2 separate regions of the Homo sapiens genome follow, and region 1 is linked to region 2. The links are chromatin contacts, found by Hi-C or POLR2A ChIA-PET in ENCODE. All regions are on one chromosome and are shown on one strand. Each heading gives the region's core, a stretch centred on a gene start or an enhancer-like site at or near the end of the contact. The rest is flanking DNA. Distances are from core to core; before and after follow the strand shown.

Region 1 (4,572 bases), core at 390-2,889, 340 kb after region 2:
ACAGCACCACACAAAGTACGAATCTGAGTATTCACTCAGAGGATAAACACTGTTAGCACTACGACTAAGGGTTGATGATCCATTTGGGAGCGCTAATCAGGTGAACGGTCCAGTGTCAACTTCAAGAAGGTGAGGATTTCAGGGAGATGAATCCATCTGGGAGGTGGGGTGTTGTGAGGCTGGGCCTAAGCCAATCTTTGAAGAATGGTTAAGTGACCCTCAGACTTGGAATTTTCTAGGCCTTGGCACCACCCCTAGCAAGGAGAGATGAGGCTGAGGGTGAAGCGTGCCTGCAATGGATTAACCCTGGTGGAGACTTTCTTGAGGCTCTGAATACATCAAGTCTTTAAAGAACCCAGGGATAGGGACTTCCATAGAAGCTGGAAAAAGGACAATTGAGGCGGAAACAGGTATCAGGACCGTGCTGGACCACTTAAGGTGTGGTGCTACAGCCCTAAAAGATCCTGACCCTGGACACTGACTGTACCCCATCCAAGGGACAGCCATGCAGAGGGCTCCAGAGAACAAAGCTCTTTCAACTGGGAACTCATCTCAAGCAATAGGTCCAGAGGGGCAGCACAACAGGTTTGGGGTTTGAATCCAAAACCCAAGGCCCCTGGCACAGAACCCAAGAACTAAGCCTCACTCTGTTTCCTCGTTTACAAAACGGAGTGATAATATCCAGATCTCACGGGGCTAAATGAAGCGTTAAAGGGGCTAATACCTGTGAAAGCGCTCTGCAAATGTTATTACGATGCAGCATCAGCTCCTAGCTGGAGTCAAGTGAGATTAGAGCAGTTTTCTCCAGTTCTCCCAGCTCCTGCTCCAGTCGGTTTCGCGGTTACCAGCCAAGAATTTCTGGAAAGGGTGTGAACACTGTGGGCAGAAAGGAGACGGTAATGAGTAAATGGAACACCGAATCAAGGCAAGTGGCAACCTGATCACCAGTCCCTCCTTCTCAGACTGTTTCTTTCTAGGCATGGAGGACAGTGGGAGGGCAGACGCTGAGAAGCGCTGGGTAAGGATCTCATCAGTCCAGCTGGCTCCGCCCCCAGGTTCCCGGCGGGAACCGGGGACTCAAGGTCCGGGCGTCGTGCCGCAAACCCAGGGCTGGGATGCCGTTCCGGAAGCACCTGGCACGGGGAGAGTATGTCCTTCCCAGGAAGGTGGACGTGACCCCAGCCAAGGGCGCAGCTGCCCTGACACCTCCCGGGACCAGCCGCCCCCTCCCGGGGTCCTCAGCTGGGCGAAGAGTGGAGCAAGGACCCTCTCCCCCCAGGCCGCCCCCTGCCGGCCAGGTGGAAAGGTGGAGGGTGATCAAGAAAGACTTGTTTCAAGCAAGAGCCAAGAGCTGGGCTACCCCCTCGTGAGACACAAGAGGGTCAAAAGGAAAAGGCAAAAAGGAGGGAAACGGCGCTTTGGAAGGGGAGGTGGAGACGCCTACTTCTTCCTCACCGCTGCGGGGCAAACTGGCCTCCCAAGCCCCTTCCGCGTCTGAAGGGCTTCAGATATAGGTTCGGGTTGACACTCACCGGTCCCACGGCCCGAGCCGCCGTGCTTCAGGCCCCCGCCCGGCCAGACTGGAAAGGCGGGCGGGCCAGGTCAGGCGGCGGGAAGAACACGGGCAGGAGAGAAAAGAGGAGGGGCAAGAGCGTGCAGTGAGGAAAGGAACCTGGGAGCGCCGAACCGCACCCCGTCGGCTGCGGCACTGCTAAGTGGCCGGGGGTCGGCCGGCTCCTCCCTAGGGGCGGGGCGAGCACTCGCGGCGCGGGGCGCGCACGTGGCTTGGCCGGGACGCCTGGTCCGGCTTGCTGGCTTCAACTACGGTGAGATGTTTTGCGACCCTGGGGTAAAATGAGGGTAAAGCGGCAGCTTCCCACGTTCTGGGGGAGAAGCGCGGAAGCACGGTTTCCTGGGCCTTCGGGCGACACCAGGACTGGGGGTCTTTCAGTAGAGGTCGCCGCGGCGGAGTCTTGTGCGAGTGCGGCGGAGTGTTGTGCGAGGCCGGCGGACACCATTACCCTGATAGGGCCTCGCCGTGAGGTCTGAGGGGCCGTGTGAGGTGCATGGCGCGCCGTTTCCTCTCCAGGCGCTCCTCTCAGGGCTACGGCCCTAGAAGATCTGGCCTGCACCAGCCCAAAGGACATGACAGGAGTGGGTAGCCCACGGGACACTGGCACGAGCGCCATGATGGGCGGAGACGCGCGGAATCGGCCGGCCCGGAAGTGCCAGCTGCCTGCGTCGGCCGGAAGTGCCGCGCGGGAGGCGGAAGCGGCTGGTTCCCGCGTGGTTTGGCGGGTGCAGCGGCAGTCCGGCTGCCCTTCCCACGTAGACCGTCTGCTGGGGGCGCCGGCACCATTTGGAGTACGTGAGGTATACGGGTAGGGCGCGGCCAGGTCGGGCGTCTGTTAGGAAAAAGACTTTTTATTTTTATGTTTATTTTTTAAGAGACGGAGTCTCGCTCTGTCGCCCAGGTAGGAGTGCAGTGGCGCGATCTCGGCTCACTGCTGCCTTCCACCTCTGGGCTCAAGCGATCCTCCCGCCTCAGCCTGGCATTACAGGCGCGCACCACCACGCTCAGCTAATTTTTAATTTTTCTTTTTTTTTTTTTCACTCCTGGCCTTAAGCGATCCTCTCTCCTCCCAAAGCGCTAGGATTGCAGGCATGAACCACTTCTCTCGGCTAGGACTTTTATTTTTAATGGTCAACTGATTTGAGTTGGTTACTGTGAGATATTGTCACAGGTTCCAGACAGGCCATAATGCACGCATGCATTCACTTACTTATTCAGCTCATGGTACATTTAGAAACTCTAGGTTCATGTTTAACCAACAAATGTGTTCTTCCAGTATGCCGTTTTTCAGACAATGATGTGTGGCATTCAGAGGTGTTTTACAACCCTTAATAAAAGAGCAACTAACACTAGTATGTGCTATACATCCATTCTTAATGCACCCACCGTACCTACTTCCATCCTAACCTGAAAACATAGCTGTCTGTAAATGAGGAAAGGAGCAGCCTGGGGATCCAGAAATCACTGCAGGGGTCACGTTTTGTACCAAGGCAGTAGGTTTGGAGAGGCTCTGAACTGGAACCAAGGCCCCCAACTTCAAAATGTACTTGGCCCCTAGCGTTTGAATTTGCTTTAAGGTCATTAGTAAATCCTATTCAATTTGCATCAAAGAATCTTCATGATACGTACTGTGCTCCATAATAGAAATTCCCATCTGCCTATGATGCCATTCTCAGAGTTTATATCCCAAATTCGCTCTCTTTTCCTTTGCTTTTTCTTTTCCTTTTTTTTTTTTTTTTTTTGAGATGGAGTCTCACTCTGTGGCCCAGGCTGGAGTGCAATGGCTCACTCCAACCTCTGCTTCCCCGGTTCAACCGATTCTCCTGCCTCAGCCTCTAAAGTAGCTGGGATTACAGGCGGGTGCCATCACGCCTGGCTAATTTTTGTATTTTTAGTAGAGACGGGCTTTCACCATGTTGACCAGGCTGGTCTCGAACTCCTGACCTCAGGTGATCCTCCCACCTCGGCCTCCCGAAGTGCTAGGATTACAGGTGTGAGCCACCACGCCTGGCCCCAAATTCACTTTCTTTGTGAGTCTGTCTTGTACAGGGAATAGCTGAAGCTTTGTAACCAATAATTTAATATTATTAGTATGACATTTCTATCTGAACACATTAGTGTTAAGCTTCTTCCCACAATCCTTGGAAGGGGAATCACAAATCCTAGGTGAACTCATTAGGGCCCAAAGTTCTGCTCTGAAATCTAGTAATAAGAGTAAAATTAAGCCAGGTATGCTAATTACACAAGAATGCTGCTTTTCACAAATCCATTCCTTTGCTCTTGTTTTCACAGGAAGAAAAATGTCTGAAAAGCAGATGAAGGAAGCTTTTGTCAGTAACCTCAATGGAACCACCGTGCTGGAAATCACCCAGGGATTGTGCTTTCCTGCATTCTGTATCCTGTGCAGAGGGTTCCTGATCATTTTCTCACAGTACTTGTGTTCTTTTTCACCTACCTGGAAAACTAGATTCCTCACTGACTTTGTTGTCCTAATAGTTCCCATGGTAGCCACTTTGACCATTTGGGCTTCATTTATCCTCCTTGAGCTTCTCGGTGTAATTATCTTTGGGGCAGGGCTGTTGTATCAAATATACCGAAGGAGGACCTGCTATGCCAGACTGCCTTTCCTAAAAATCCTTGAAAAATTCTTGAACATCAGTCTAGAATCAGAATACAATCCAGCCATCTCCTGTTTCCGTGTAATTACCAGTGCGTTTACTGCTATTGCTATTTTGGCTGTGGACTTCCCACTTTTTCCCAGAAGATTTGCCAAAACTGAGCTCTATGGGACAGGAGCAATGGATTTTGGAGTAGGTGGCTTTGTTTTTGGGTCTGCAATGGTTTGTCTAGAGGTCAGGAGGAGAAAATATATGGAAGGGTCCAAATTGCATTACTTTACAAACTCATTGTACTCTGTTTGGCCATTAGTCTTCCTAGGAATCGGACGATTAGCCATTATAAAATCAATAGGCTATCAGGAACATTTAACAGAGTATGGA
Region 2 (4,663 bases), core at 2,163-4,662:
ATAATATCCTTTACAGACAGTTTTGTAGCATATGTAGAGAATATATATGCATATACTGAATGTAAATAGATATGCATTTTACCTAGAATATTGAGGACACTTTCCACAGTTATAGATGTGTGCTGCTTTTGTTTACTGACTGCAGAATATTCCATTGATGGACATCTTAATCCTCTACTTATTAATCCCCTACTGATGACTGTTTGCATTTCTTTGCTCTTTACCAACCATACTTGAAAGAATATCCTCATGTCTACATATTCTTATCTTTTGGCAGTGTTTCTATGAAGCAGATTCCTAGAAATGGGATCAGGTCAAATGGGATGTAGGTCACATAGTATGTGCATTTTAATATCTGCTAAGTAGTAGTGTTTAATTATGCTTTAAAGAGTTTGAGCCCTACAATTCTAAACATGTTTGGACACAGAAATTAGATTATTTTAAACAAAATGAAATAAGCATAGCTCATAAAAATTAACACGTTTGGTTTTCACACAAATATTTTGAATTTCCCTTTCTTCTGCAAAAAGGACCCTAGCTTAGTATGCATTTCTTGTACATATAATGCAAGCAATCCATCTATTAAATAACTTACCTTTCAAACCTATAGACAGCATCCTGCTCCACACAGAAGCTGGTTGTCTTTTCATTCTCTAACATTAGCTATTTATTTTGTAGAGTGTAGATTCTAGAGAAATAATGTATAATACACCTGTTGCCATATGCAGAGACTTACCACATTTAGAAAACAGTGGTGAATTCTATTGACAGTGGCTCTCAGTCATTAACATGCTATGGAACACCTCATGAGCTTGATAAAAATATCAGTTCCCAGGTCTACACCTAAAGATCCTGATGTAATTGGCTTAAATAATCACTGCTGAAACACTCTATGTCAACTCAGAATCCTGACAGGAAGTGGTTGCAATGGATAAAGTATCATCTGTTAAAGAATGGGGTAAGATTTGAGTATAGGCGGGTCATACTTTGGGAAATAACTTGGTCAATGGTTAACAGCATAGTCTGTAGTTCAATAAAAGTCCAGTTTTGGAACACAATTGACCGTTTACGTGCTGTGTAACCTCAGCCAAGTTGTCTAACCTTTCTGAGCCCTGGGTTACTTTTCTGTCAAGTGGAGGTATTAATAGTACCTAAGCTGTACTATTGCATTGGTAAGATTAAATGAACAATGTATAAAAAGCACTCAGTAGGAGGAGTAAGCCTCAACAATGTAAATAATTGCTATTAAGAGCTTGATTCATCATGAATATGCCCTACAGAATACTCTGCTTAATGGTGGCCATTCAAGTAGTTAATTCTCCTAGAGCGTGCATATTACGATTTGAGTTATAACATATTCGTAGTTTCAATGTTCCAGAATTTTGTGAAGTGGATAACTCTGTCGCAGCGCTCCCCATCTCTCCCAATTTCCCTCCATTTCACCTCTTCCTAATCTTTGCCTATGATTCCTCTTAACCAGTGATTTTGATTTGCCAGAAAAACAAAACCAAACTCAATACTGGTTTACCGTTTAAAAGAACATCTTTATTATTTCCCCAGGCCGATCACAGCCCTGAACAAAAGCATCTGATACACATTTGTCAGTCTGGTGGCTTTGGTGCCATGACTGCCTACACAGGCCGATGACAGCCACTCGGTTGTCACCAGACACACTGTGAGGGAAGGTGGAGGGGACAGGGGGAACTCTCAGAGCAAACAATCACAAACACACTGTGAAATCAAAAATAAATTATAAAAACTAAATAGTATAAATAAATTAAAATTTAAGTTAAGAAGAGTCCCACAGTGTGGCTGTTTGGCAATAACCAGTCCATAGAAGAGGTAGCTGTGGAGGTCACACGCATGTTCCCAAGGCTCAGGCTCCTGCTCCTCCCCACTGGGCCCACTGAGGTCGCTGGGCCTCGAAGCTTCTGGACCCCTCAGGCACTCAGCTCCAGGTCACTGACGTATTTCTGGACCCACTCCTCACTGGGGTCAGCACAGACCTGCCGGCCTCTCTTGGTTAGGAAGCTGTGGAGAAGGGAGGAAGAGTTAAGCACTGGGGAATCCAGCCGGGGAATCCTGGGCCCACCATGGCCCTGACATCCTGCTCTCTGTCCTGGGCAGCTCAAGGCCTGCTCCTCTCTCAGGGGCCCCCTGCCTATCTCCGTCTAGAGAGCTTCTCTCAGTGACTCCAGGCAAGGGGGCCCTCAGAGTGTCCTGCTGCCTCCTTCTTCCTGTCCCTTTCCTCTGGCCTGGGGCAGCCCTTCCTGACTCTGTAACACCCACCTCACTCCAGCCCCAAGTCAGGTCACACCTCAGTGCCCTGCGTCCTGTATCCCCGATAGGCTCCTGAAGGCTGGGCCTTTCCAGGATGGCCTTCTGGCCTGTTTCTGCCCCCACCCTGACACTCCCTACCTCCCTAGAGGTGAGCAGGAAGACTGGCACTTACATGACACTGGGCTTGGAGCACTGGCTGCTCGTCTCAAAGTAGTCAGCTATGAAATTCTGTGGAATCTGTCGGGAGGTGTAGCTGAAGCAGCAGGCGGTCGGCGTGTCAGCAGCAACTGCGGAGAAAGGAGAGAATAAGCCCGAGTCACAGCTCAGAAGAAAAGGCCAGGCAGCTTCTGATCCCTGAGTGGTTGAGGAGGGCAGGCTTGCTCAGACCAAGTGACTGCAAGGCATTTGGGGGGTTTTGCAGAGAAATGTCTCTTTGTTTCTGTCTATATTCCTCTTTCCCCTTGACTCTTCATAGTGGGTTCTCTGTTTCTCTATGTGATCCAGATACCTGAATGGACTGTTCTCTTAGCTCTCTTCATGGAATTTTGTCGGTTCAAGAAGTCATACCCCAGCCCAAGAGAAGCCCTGGACATCTCTCATAAGACATCCAAGGGACAGGGCTCCTGGGAGACCTAGGGTGAGCTGGAGAGTGAAGAACAGACCCCACTGGGAAGTAAGCAGCCCTGGATTCTGCCTCTTGCAAACTGATTCGTTTTGAACCCTGTTTTTCTATCTGTACAAGGGACTGTAACTCCCCTGCCCCTGCCTAGATTCTCATACCTGGAGACTAGGAGGGCTAAGACCCCTTCTAGAGATAAAAATAAAAGTTGTGAAGAAAAAGACCAAGGTGTTTGGCAGCGCTTTAAGAACTTCCTTCTTTTCTCTTCGGGGCTCTCAGGCCACAAAAAAAGACTGATGTGGTCTAACCATGGCCAGAGAGTGGTGATACCCACAACAACAACATGGACTCACGTGGTGCAGAGAGGACCTGGTTGCAGAGAGCCATGGTGCAGAGGAGGACGGCAAGGGCAGCAGTGGAGACCTGCATGATTGGGAGCAGGTGATGGAATGTGGGCTCGAGTGTCAGCAGAGCCAAGAAGGGACTGACTACTCTTTGCTGCCTGCGTCCTTCTGATGTCTGAAGCCATCTCTCCTCTTTATAGGCAGCCCTGGCGGATGGGGAAATGGAATCTGGGGGTGAGGAGGGAAATTTTTAAGTGTAGTGATGCTGTCATGCTGAGTGTTGCACAACTCAGGGTCCCTGGTGACCACAGGGGCTCAGGATATCCAAGAATAGCATCTCTGAGCTACTCTCTAACTCTCAGCTCTCAACTCATGACTGGTTCTAGCTTCATGGGGTTTCTCCTGTGAGTGTGAAGAGGGGTGTGTGTCAACCCAAGGCTATTCTTAGTTGATCCCTTCTCATAAGAACTGGTCTATGCAGCCAGGCATGGTCGCTCACACCTGTAATCCCAACACTTTGGGAGGCCGAGGCTGCAGATCACCTGAGGTCAGGAGTTTGAGACCAACCTGACCAAGAAAGAGAAACTCCATCTCTACTAAAAATACAAAAGTAGTCAGGCGTGGTGGCACATGCCTGTAATCCCAGCTACTCGGGAGGCTGAGGGCAGGAGAATCGCTTGAACCCAGGAGGTGGGGGCTGTGGTGAGCTGAGATCATGCCATTGCACTCCAGCCTGGGCAACAAAAGTGAAACTCCATCTCAAAAAAAAAAAAAAAAAAGAATTGGTCTATGCATGAACTCTCCAGCCCCATTCCTTCCCACAGAGCTGTAATTCTGCTTCCTCAGCTGCTATAACCACAAGGATAGGGTCAATGGGCTGATGCTGTGGAGGGCTAGACAACCCCCAGTCCTCCCAGAGGAAAGGAACTCAATGAAAGCTGGAGGAATAGAAAGCATGAGGTCACGTTTCAGTCATTTGTCTATTTATTAGTCTCGGAGTGACTGGGGCGCTGTGTTAAACGCTAGTTGTGGATCATAAAAATACTTTAGAGGTGGGTGTCAGTATGTCAGGTGCCTAGAAATATGTGTAGCCATTAACCTAGAAAAAGCATTTCTGGGAAAGAGTTCTGTGGAAACAACCCAAATATGGAGCCATCTTCAAACATAAAGATACCTGACCCAGCATCATTTATAACTCTAAAATAAGCAAAGCTAAATTTTTCTCTATCAGGGAATGATAAATTATCCACAAGATCCTTTATTATTAAGTCTCTAACGTGAATGAAGTGGCATAAATATGCTTATAACATCAGTGGTTAAAAAAAAAGCAAGATAAAACATTATACAAATTCTATAAAATTTGAAGAATTGTATAAAGATATATATATGCCATGCCAACTCTAGGCATGGAAAAAATTAA

The links. Hi-C counts contacts between places; a loop is a spot of excess contacts on that map. ChIA-PET counts read pairs that join two places held with the same protein, here RNA polymerase II (POLR2A). Pooled maps may share reads with other maps.
Region 1: a pooled map shows a loop between it and region 2 (4-fold over the local background). The contact joins the promoter of MYO19 here to the promoter of CCL3L3 in region 2. A Hi-C loop is called at or near these places in 6 of 37 single-sample maps with no recorded cell type and 5 of 50 pooled maps. POLR2A ChIA-PET finds 5 or more read pairs at or near these places in 2 of 52 experiments (BJ and activated T-cell).

The regions. Positions count from the first base shown.
Region 1 is chr17:36,533,229-36,537,800 of GRCh38, forward strand. It overlaps MYO19 (myosin XIX), which reads right to left and starts at 1,640. Exons shown (of 26, transcript NM_001163735.2): 1 at 1,533-1,640; 2 at 725-876. It overlaps PIGW (phosphatidylinositol glycan anchor biosynthesis class W), which reads left to right and starts at 1,759. Exons shown (of 2, transcript NM_001346754.2): 1 at 1,759-2,364; 2 at 3,866-4,572. The coding sequence starts at 3,874. RefSeq lists an enhancer at 331-1,006.
Region 2 is chr17:36,193,346-36,198,008 of GRCh38, forward strand. CCL3L3 (C-C motif chemokine ligand 3 like 3) reads right to left here and starts at 3,413. Exons shown (of 3, transcript NM_001001437.4): 1 at 3,253-3,413; 2 at 2,453-2,567; 3 at 1,524-2,031. The coding sequence starts at 3,328. The coding sequence ends at 1,941. It overlaps LOC128966706 (a long non-coding RNA gene), which reads left to right. Exons shown (of 2, transcript XR_008485584.1): 2 at 2,785-3,122.